Regions from separate parts of the Homo sapiens genome. Here regions 1 and 2 are each linked to region 3. The links are chromatin contacts, found by Hi-C or POLR2A ChIA-PET in ENCODE. All regions are on one chromosome and are shown on one strand. Each heading gives the region's core, a stretch centred on a gene start or an enhancer-like site at or near the end of the contact. The rest is flanking DNA. Distances are from core to core; before and after follow the strand shown. Region 1 holds the start of AFG1L (AFG1 like ATPase). Region 2 holds the start of OSTM1 (osteoclastogenesis associated transmembrane protein 1). Region 3 holds the start of ARMC2 (armadillo repeat containing 2).

Region 1 (2,700 bases), core at 54-2,553, 550 kb after region 3:
AAAAATAAAATTTATATTATAATCCACAGCTTACACTACCAGAATATTCCATTATATCTTTATTTATTTATTTACTTTTAACGACTACTCCAGCAGATCAGGGCTACCCCCAGGCAGTGTGTGGAGCCTATTCCATTATACTAAATGCATTATGCTAATCTTTGCAGAAAGACGTAAGGTGACCTAATCAAAGTTCTAGTATTAATTTCAACTGCATTGATGATAAGGGTCAAAGATTGTCATATTTTTAGCTAAATTAATAAATAATCTATTAAGGTATATACCTTATTAAGGTCTATCAATCTATTAAGGTATATTACAGGGGTTGCTTGGATTTGAGAAAAAGGAAAACGAGTATGTGGATGAGGGAGACAAGGAGAATAATTTCATTCATTCATTCACTCAAAAATCATATTTGCACGTCAAGTACCAATCATTGCGCTAAGTGCTTAGGAAACAATGACACAATGTCCTTGCCTTTGAAAATCGTGCAGTTTAGTGCGAATACATGAATAGAGCAGTAAAACTGGCACTCTTGGTTACTCAGAATATACATTCATTCATTCATTCATGAACATATAACTGAATGAAGGAAGCCAGGGAGAAAGAAAGCCCGGTGACAAAATAATTCCACTGAAGCCCCTAGTGACTTGAAAAGAACACCAAGAATCGATCCCTCAATCTGAGAATGTGTGTGGACCTTCCTTCCTAGAATCACGAGAGACATCAGGGCCTGCAGAGGTCCCAGGCGCGGCTCTTCCTCCAGTGCCCGTCAGTCACCAGCCCCGAGAGCTTGGAAAACGCAGAGGGTAGGGGTCCCCAGGCCCCAACCCCACACCTGCATCTCTTCAAGCCAGGCACTCCCACTAGGTTCAGCTCTCTAAACGTCCCGGAAGGAACAAACTCTGAGTCAACCTCTGACCCTCAAAATGAAAGTCACTCAGGGTCATTTCCCTCAGTGCTCAGGGCTCATTCACAGACAGTATAAAAGGTCAAGAGAAATGGAAACTCCTCTCGAGGAGCCCTCAGCTTCGTGAAAGCAGGAGACACCTGGGGTAGATCGGACAGGGAGGGTAATCCCAGAGGCTTCTCCAGTCATATGCAGTCGGCTCGGACTACTCATGGCACAGTCACTGACCTTTCCAAAAGGGCTTCCCAGGGGCGGTGGCCAGAGGAGCGAGAGCGGCGGCCCAGGCCCCGCACCCAACACATCTCCCTCTCAGCGGGCTCTGTGCTAAGGGGCGCAGGGTAACCAAGAGCGACCAGGAGGCCGCCATCTTGAACTCCGTACGAGGAGAGGAAGAGGAAAACTTTATTGGAACCCAGAAGAGAGACGGTGGCAAAGTCAAACCCCGCCGTGCACGCTGAAGGCTCCACCCGAGAGAACCAAGGGATCAGTTAGGGAACGTGACCTCCAGTAGCCACATGGGCGGGCTGCACTCCCGTGCCCTCCCGTCCTTCCGGACGCTGCCAGCCGGGACTACGACTCCCAGCATGCAGTGGGGTGGGGCGGGGTGGAACGGAACAGGCAGCTCCAGTCTGGGCAGTGGGAGGGAGGGCGATTCTCCGCCCGGCGCTGGCGGCCGGCCGAGGAACCCGAAGTTTTCAAGGAATTGGGAAGTGATTATGACGGGTAGGCAGGTAACCACTCTTGAGCCTTTTAAGTTAGCTCACATGACCGAGATTCCGAAACCTGAATAAAATGGAGGTGACCCAATGGGCCCTCGGGTTTTAACGGAAGAGTGGTGTCACTTCGTCACACCTCCCTAAATGGTAGGCCCATTTTTTATTTTATCTCCAGCGTCCAACTCATCTTTGACGAGTACCTGAAATGTGCGCCTACCGCTTTCCCTTTTCGTATTTGAATAATATAAATGGTACGCACTCAAATGTTTTGAAAGATTGTATAAGTGGCATGGGAAAGCCAAGGGCCTAAGAAGGACTGTCGGTGGACGGAGAAGTCATGGGACAGTGTATCCGAAGGGTAACTTCTCATTGATCTGCCCTAATTTGATTAAACAATAAATGCTTTGACATACTATAATAAGCGAATTAGGAGTACAAATTGCTGTCCAGAAGAGGCTGGCAATCCAGTAAGCGAGATGAATTCCAGAAAAGATAATACAGGCCGGGCTAGGTGGCTCATGCCTGGGAGGCCCAGGCAGGAGAATCGCTTGAGCCCGGGAGTTTGAGACCAGTCTGGGCAACATAGCGAGATCCTGTCTCTGCAAAAAATACAAAACTGGGCATGGTGGCCTGTGCCCTGTAGTCCTAGTTACTAGGGAGGCCGAGGTGGGGGTTGCGTCCAGGAGGTGGAGGCTGTAGTGAGCTGGGATTGTGCCACTGCACTCCTGCCTGGGAGACAGAGTGAGTCCCTGTCTCAAAAAAACAAAAAAAAAACAAAAAAAAAAAAAAAAAGAGAAGGCCCGGCGCGGTGGCTCACGCCTGTAATCCTAGCACTTTAGGAGGCTGAGGCAGGCGTATCACCTGAGGTCAGGAGTTCAAGACCAGCCTAGCCAACATGGTGAAACCCTGTCTCTACTAAAATACAAAAATTAGCCGGCATGATGGCAGGTGCCTATAATCCCAGCTACTTGGGAGGCGGAGGCAGGGAGAATCGCTTGAATCCGGGAGAGGGTGGCTGCAGTGAGTCGAGATCGTGCCACTGCACTCCAGCCTGGGCAGCTGAGCGAGACTCTG
Region 2 (2,700 bases), core at 24-2,523, 770 kb after region 3:
CTACCAACCTGGTTGGTCAGATACTTGTCAGAAAACTGTTTTCCAGGTTATGAGCTTAAATTCTTTTTACAGACTGGCAACGGTATCAGGACGCTTTTTAGAGTGTCCCCTGCTATTGCCTCGGGCATGTCAGAAACTGGATAGGAGTTTCAAGTTGAGCAGTTTGTCCAGGATTTCCTGGGCTTTAGCACTGAACGCGCTGCGTCCCTGGTACCCCTTCAGTTCCAAGCAAACCTGCTTGTTGGCCACTGTAGGACCAGACTTACGTCAAGTACAGTTGCCACTACACAGATGTGGCTACTTACATTTAAGTTAAATACTTTTTACTTTTGAGATGGAGTCTCACTTTGTCGTGCAGGCTGGGGTACAGTGGCGCGATCTCGGCTCACTGCAGCCTCGACCTCCTGGCTCAAGCCATCCTCCCCGCTCAACCTAGGACTACAGGCTTGCGCCACCACGCCCAGCGGCTAATTTTTGTATTTTTAGTAGATACGGGGTTTCGCCATGTTGGCGAGGCTGGTCTCCAACTCCTGGCTTCAAGCGATCTGCCTGCCTCGGCCTCCCAAAGTGCTGGGATTACAGGCGTGAGCCACCGCGCCGGCCCTAAATTAAATTAAAAATTCAGTTCCTCAGCCGGCTCAACACCACACATGTGGCCAGTGGCTGCCTTAATAACGCAGATGTAGAATATTTCCCTCATCTCACAGAGTTCTGACAACGCTGAGGCAGACAGTTGAGAGTTTTTTTAAAAACAAAAACAAAAAGCTTGGAAACCGCTAGTCTCCACCACCTATAATAACCAACGGGCATTATTACTCTCTCCAAATGGGATGAGGAAAAAACTACGCTAAGGAACACCATGCAGAAAATCTGCCGAGGCACAGGCCAGCGGGGTTTCTCTGCGAACGCAGCCGACGGCCATTTCCACAGCGGAGGCCGTCGTCGGTCCAGCGAGGTAAGAAACTTGTAGGACGCCCGGAACTCCCAGAGGGTTGGGCGTTCAAGGGTCAGGACCCCCGAGATGCAATTGTCCAAAGCGGTGGGTGCTCGTGGTCACCGGCTGGCGAGCCTCGGCTACGGATACCCCAATGCACCACTCCGCCCCGCCCCGCGCCTAACGCCGGCTGGAGAGCGCGCGGCCGCAGGGTAGGCGCCCTCCCGCACGCGCGAAGGCCTGCGGCCCGGAGGCAGCCGGCAGCCAATGGGGCGGGGCGCCGCGCGCAGGGGGCGGGGCCGTGACGCGCCCTCCTCGTGACCCGGCTCTCGGCCTGCGCTCGCGGAAACCGGAAGCGGCGGCTGTCCGCGGTGCCGGCTGGGGGCGGAGAGGCGGCGGTGGGCTCCCTGGGGTGTGTGAGCCCGGTGATGGAGCCGGGCCCGACAGCCGCGCAGCGGAGGTGTTCGTTGCCGCCGTGGCTGCCGCTGGGGCTGCTGCTGTGGTCGGGGCTGGCCCTGGGCGCGCTCCCCTTCGGCAGCAGTCCGCACAGGGTCTTCCACGACCTCCTGTCGGAGCAGCAGTTGCTGGAGGTGGAGGACTTGTCCCTGTCCCTCCTGCAGGGTGGAGGGCTGGGGCCTCTGTCGCTGCCCCCGGACCTGCCGGATCTGGATCCTGAGTGCCGGGAGCTCCTGCTGGACTTCGCCAACAGCAGCGCAGAGCTGACAGGGTGTCTGGTGCGCAGCGCCCGGCCCGTGCGCCTCTGTCAGACCTGCTACCCCCTCTTCCAACAGGTCGTCAGCAAGATGGACAACATCAGCCGAGCCGCGGGGGTGGGTACAGGACCACGTCCGGGACTGTGGCTCAGGAGAGTTGGGAAAGGAGGAGGGTGTAATGATGGTCAGCGCTGGGGGCCTCAGTTTCCCCAACAGTAAGAAAAAGGGGTTGGACTGAGTCTGTAGAGTTGGGTCATCAGAAAAAGGGGGTGGCATTATGGGGCTTGGGATTTGGGTTTTTGCTTCCAAGAATGCTGTTGGACATCTTTGGTTCATATAGGTGTGATTGGTTTTCTTGGGGGTCCTGATTCCCCAACCCTCTTGCTCTTCCTCCACCCACTCCACCACGGCTTCTTCTCATCTTCACCTGGAGTTGCCAGGAAGGATCCTTTTCTGAAACAAGTGGGGTGGAGACACTGGTAGTGGTTAGAAATTTGAGCTTTGTAGCCAGAAATGTTCATGTCCACCAACTTCTAACTATGTAACCTTGGATTAATTATCTTCTCAGAACCTTAGTTTCCTCCTCTATAAAGTGGAAAGAACATCTGCCTAATGCGGCTGTTGGAAGAATTAAAAGAGATATTGCCTGTGACTTCATCTTAGTGATGTGAACAGTCTGGAGCTAGCTAGCGGCCAGGACTCCAGTTCCACTCTGCTTATTAGCGGTATACTATGGGCAAGTTACTTACATTCTCTGTGCCTGTTTACTAATCTGTAAAATGGGGATAAAAGGAGGTTTTAGAAAACAACACATAGTAATACCTCTAAGTAAATGGGAGGTAAATTTTTAAGAAATTGTAAGACTGCTCTTCATTCTTCATACCTTAAGGGTTCTCTAGGTGTGTGGTAGCTGCTGTGAGGCACTTAATTTTAAAAAGAAAAACAGACAATTCCTGCTCCTAAGTACTTTATAAAGTTTAGACTAGGAAAAGATTAGAGTGTCAGGGTTGGTGGGAGTCACGAGGTGTGGGCCGGATATGCTTGGTAAAGGAA
Region 3 (2,700 bases), core at 119-2,618:
AGTAATAATAATTGCCCCATAGGATTGTTTGAAGAATTAAATGATATAATACATGTAAAGTGCGTTAGCACAGTGCTTTAAAAATGTTAACATTTTAAAATATGGCCCTTAAAGATGTTAACAATTATTGCCCAAGTGCTACATGATAAAAGGATACAGCAAAATCATTTCCACGAATGAAAAACTACATTTAAAAAAAGAAATTGCAAAAGAGAGAATGACGTTTGTTCAGTGTTTCTATACATAAGTTTTTTTTTATTATTATACTTTAAGTTCTAGGGTACATGTGCACAATGTACAGGTTTGATACATAGGTATACATGTGCCATGTTGGTTTGCTGCACCCATCAACTCGTCATTTACATTACGTACTTCTCCTTTTAAAAGGTGGGTGGTGGTACTTGCCTTTATGAAAACAGATAATTTTTATTAAGCATTTTATTGAATATCAGCTATGCCAAATCAACATCAACAACCAGAATCCCATAGATTAAGAAACCAGGATAAATATAATAAATGGTGCTTGCTTTTCAACCAAATTAAAGTATAATTATTATAAATCAGGGTGGGACGTAAGATCTGTTGTGTTACTTGTGGGAATGGATCACAAAAGGCATTATGTATACACTCCATGATTTTAAAGTATGTTAAATATTGTTACACATACGTTTTTATTTATTGAGGCCCTGTTGCCTGGAAGTGCCCAGATATAAACTGTATGACTCTGGCCCGGTCACCGCCTGCCTAGACAAAGCCCCTTAGTCTACCACTCTCATTCAACAAATATTACTGGGCTTCTTATTAAGCACCACGCACTTGGCTAAGTGCGACAGTACATAAATAAAAGACAACCGCTCCGGACCCCTGACAGCATGCACAGGGCACTCATCGTCTCTCTACCCCATCCGAGGACACACAGGCGGACGACGGCAGGAAGGGTCCCTGGGGAGCCGCTGGGGACACCTCACCTCCCGCTCGGACAGCGGCTCCCCCACCCACGGCAGTGCCCGCTCCTCCACGGTCCCGGCCAGGGCAGGGCGCAGCAGCATCCTCACCCCGCCCGGCCACCCTCCCACTTCGCCCCGCAGCCAGCGTCTCCATGGTAACCGTACACAAACTACCTCCCGCCGCCGCCCCGGCAGCCAGACCGCAGGGCCAGGCCGCTGCAGGGCGGGAGAGGCGGGCCGGGGAATGAGCTTGGCGAGGGCTCAGGGAAGGAGGCTTCCGACCTGACCCAAAGCACCTGTGATGAGCACTGGAGATAGCAGCGGCTGCGAGGTTCAATTCATCCTCCGGCTCTCCCCGGGTAGCGGCCAGGGATGCAGCGCTGGCGCGGGCGGGGTAACCCCACGACGCCGCTCGGCCACTGGGCCTGCGCGGGTCCCGCCAACGCATGCGTAGAAGCTCCGAGGCGTGGCGACGGCCGGAGCGGGTGGGAGGAGCCTGGAGAGGGCTGTAGGCCGGGAGGTCAGATCAGAGCAGGCGTCGTGGGCGGGTGTCCGCTTTTCGTTTAGCAATTTGCCGAACCACATTTGTTGCTCCCCTGCCGGATCCCAGCACCTCTGTTAAATAACAGCAGGCAGGACGGAAGCTTAATGCTTGTGGGTAAGAAGGATTTACTGGCTCAGGTTAGGGCTCTGTATAACCTGGAGCCACTTGCTGAGCTTCTGTTTCCTCCGATGTCAAGTGGCAGGAAATATTAATAATAGTACCTAGGTAGGTCTTGGGCTGTTATGAAGACTGCATGAGAAAATAGATGTAAAGCGCTATGCACGTGGCAATCAACGAATATTAAACTGTTGGCTGTTATTAAGCCCTTGCATTTGTACAGCCCTTCAGTTCGCAGAGTGTATGCACGTAATCGTACCTTCTGAGTCTGAGGTAGGCAGCCTGGCGTCCCCATCCACAGGAGAGGAACTGGGGGCCTGAGGTGTAGTGAGCAGGAGAAGGAGATTCCAGTCTAGGTCTCCCGTGGCCAATCGTTTTTTGTTCGTGCATCATCACAGTTGAACGGCAAAAAGCACTCCATTTATGTGTTTCTAGTTTAAATTCCCTTTTCTCCTGTTAGACCATTTAGCAACACTGTACAGTGTTAAATAAAAGTGAGATCATAAGCACTCTCCATTCAGGTTTGCACCACGTTTTATAAATATGGAGATTTTCCAGCTGAAGTGCTATTTGTCATCAACACTGGGAAAATGCCACTTCCCTTGGTGCTAAGCATCTTGTAAAGAATAATTAAATTGAAAATATTTTTGAGCACATACTATGTGTAAGGCATCGTGCCAGGTGGGAAATTATACTAACCTGAACTAAAGGAATGTAAATATTCTTCAAAATACTCAAGAGGATTTCAAACATAACAGAAAATAAATACCTATTCGTTGATTGGATAATTTTAGGACCCGAAACAGCCCTGGATTTTTCTGCTCATTCTTAGATAACTGACAGTCTTGTTGTAACTAAATCTCAACCACAGCTTCATTTCAAAACTATAATGTTGGGTGCAAGATATAAACAAATGCATCAAACTTCAAAAAGTCTTCCTCCCCCATTCCAGCCCCAGGCTTAAGGTCTCTAGCTGGCCTTCCCTGAAGGGGTGCACTAGGCTTAGGCTTGTCCCCGACCCCCACCCGCCCCTCTATTCACTAGAGGTTGTTTAAGGCCCAGCTTGGATCAAACTGGCAGTGAGGAGGAGGA

What was found. Hi-C counts contacts between places; a loop is a spot of excess contacts on that map. ChIA-PET counts read pairs that join two places held with the same protein, here RNA polymerase II (POLR2A). Pooled maps may share reads with other maps.
Region 1: a map of naive thymus-derived CD4-positive, alpha-beta T cell shows a loop between it and region 3 (3-fold over the local background). The contact joins the promoter of AFG1L here to the promoter of ARMC2 in region 3. A Hi-C loop is called at or near these places in 1 of 168 maps with a recorded cell type or tissue (naive thymus-derived CD4-positive, alpha-beta T cell) and 8 of 50 pooled maps.
Region 2: a map of B cell shows a loop between it and region 3 (18-fold over the local background). The contact joins the promoter of OSTM1 here to the promoter of ARMC2 in region 3. A Hi-C loop is called at or near these places in 3 of 168 maps with a recorded cell type or tissue (B cell, CD4-positive, alpha-beta T cell and naive thymus-derived CD4-positive, alpha-beta T cell) and 10 of 50 pooled maps. POLR2A ChIA-PET finds 5 or more read pairs at or near these places in 1 of 52 experiments (HCT116).

Annotation. Positions count from the first base shown.
Region 1 is chr6:108,293,657-108,296,356 of GRCh38, reverse strand. It overlaps AFG1L (AFG1 like ATPase), which reads right to left and starts at 1,303. Exons shown (of 13, transcript NM_145315.5): 1 at 1,139-1,303. The coding sequence starts at 1,277. RefSeq lists an enhancer at 962-1,451.
Region 2 is chr6:108,073,314-108,076,013 of GRCh38, reverse strand. OSTM1 (osteoclastogenesis associated transmembrane protein 1) reads left to right here and starts at 1,273. Exons shown (of 6, transcript NM_014028.4): 1 at 1,273-1,764. The coding sequence starts at 1,363. RefSeq lists a silencer at 1,063-1,502.
Region 3 is chr6:108,847,090-108,849,789 of GRCh38, reverse strand. ARMC2 (armadillo repeat containing 2) reads right to left here and starts at 1,368. Exons shown (of 18, transcript NM_032131.6): 1 at 1,244-1,368. RefSeq lists a silencer at 1,011-1,110.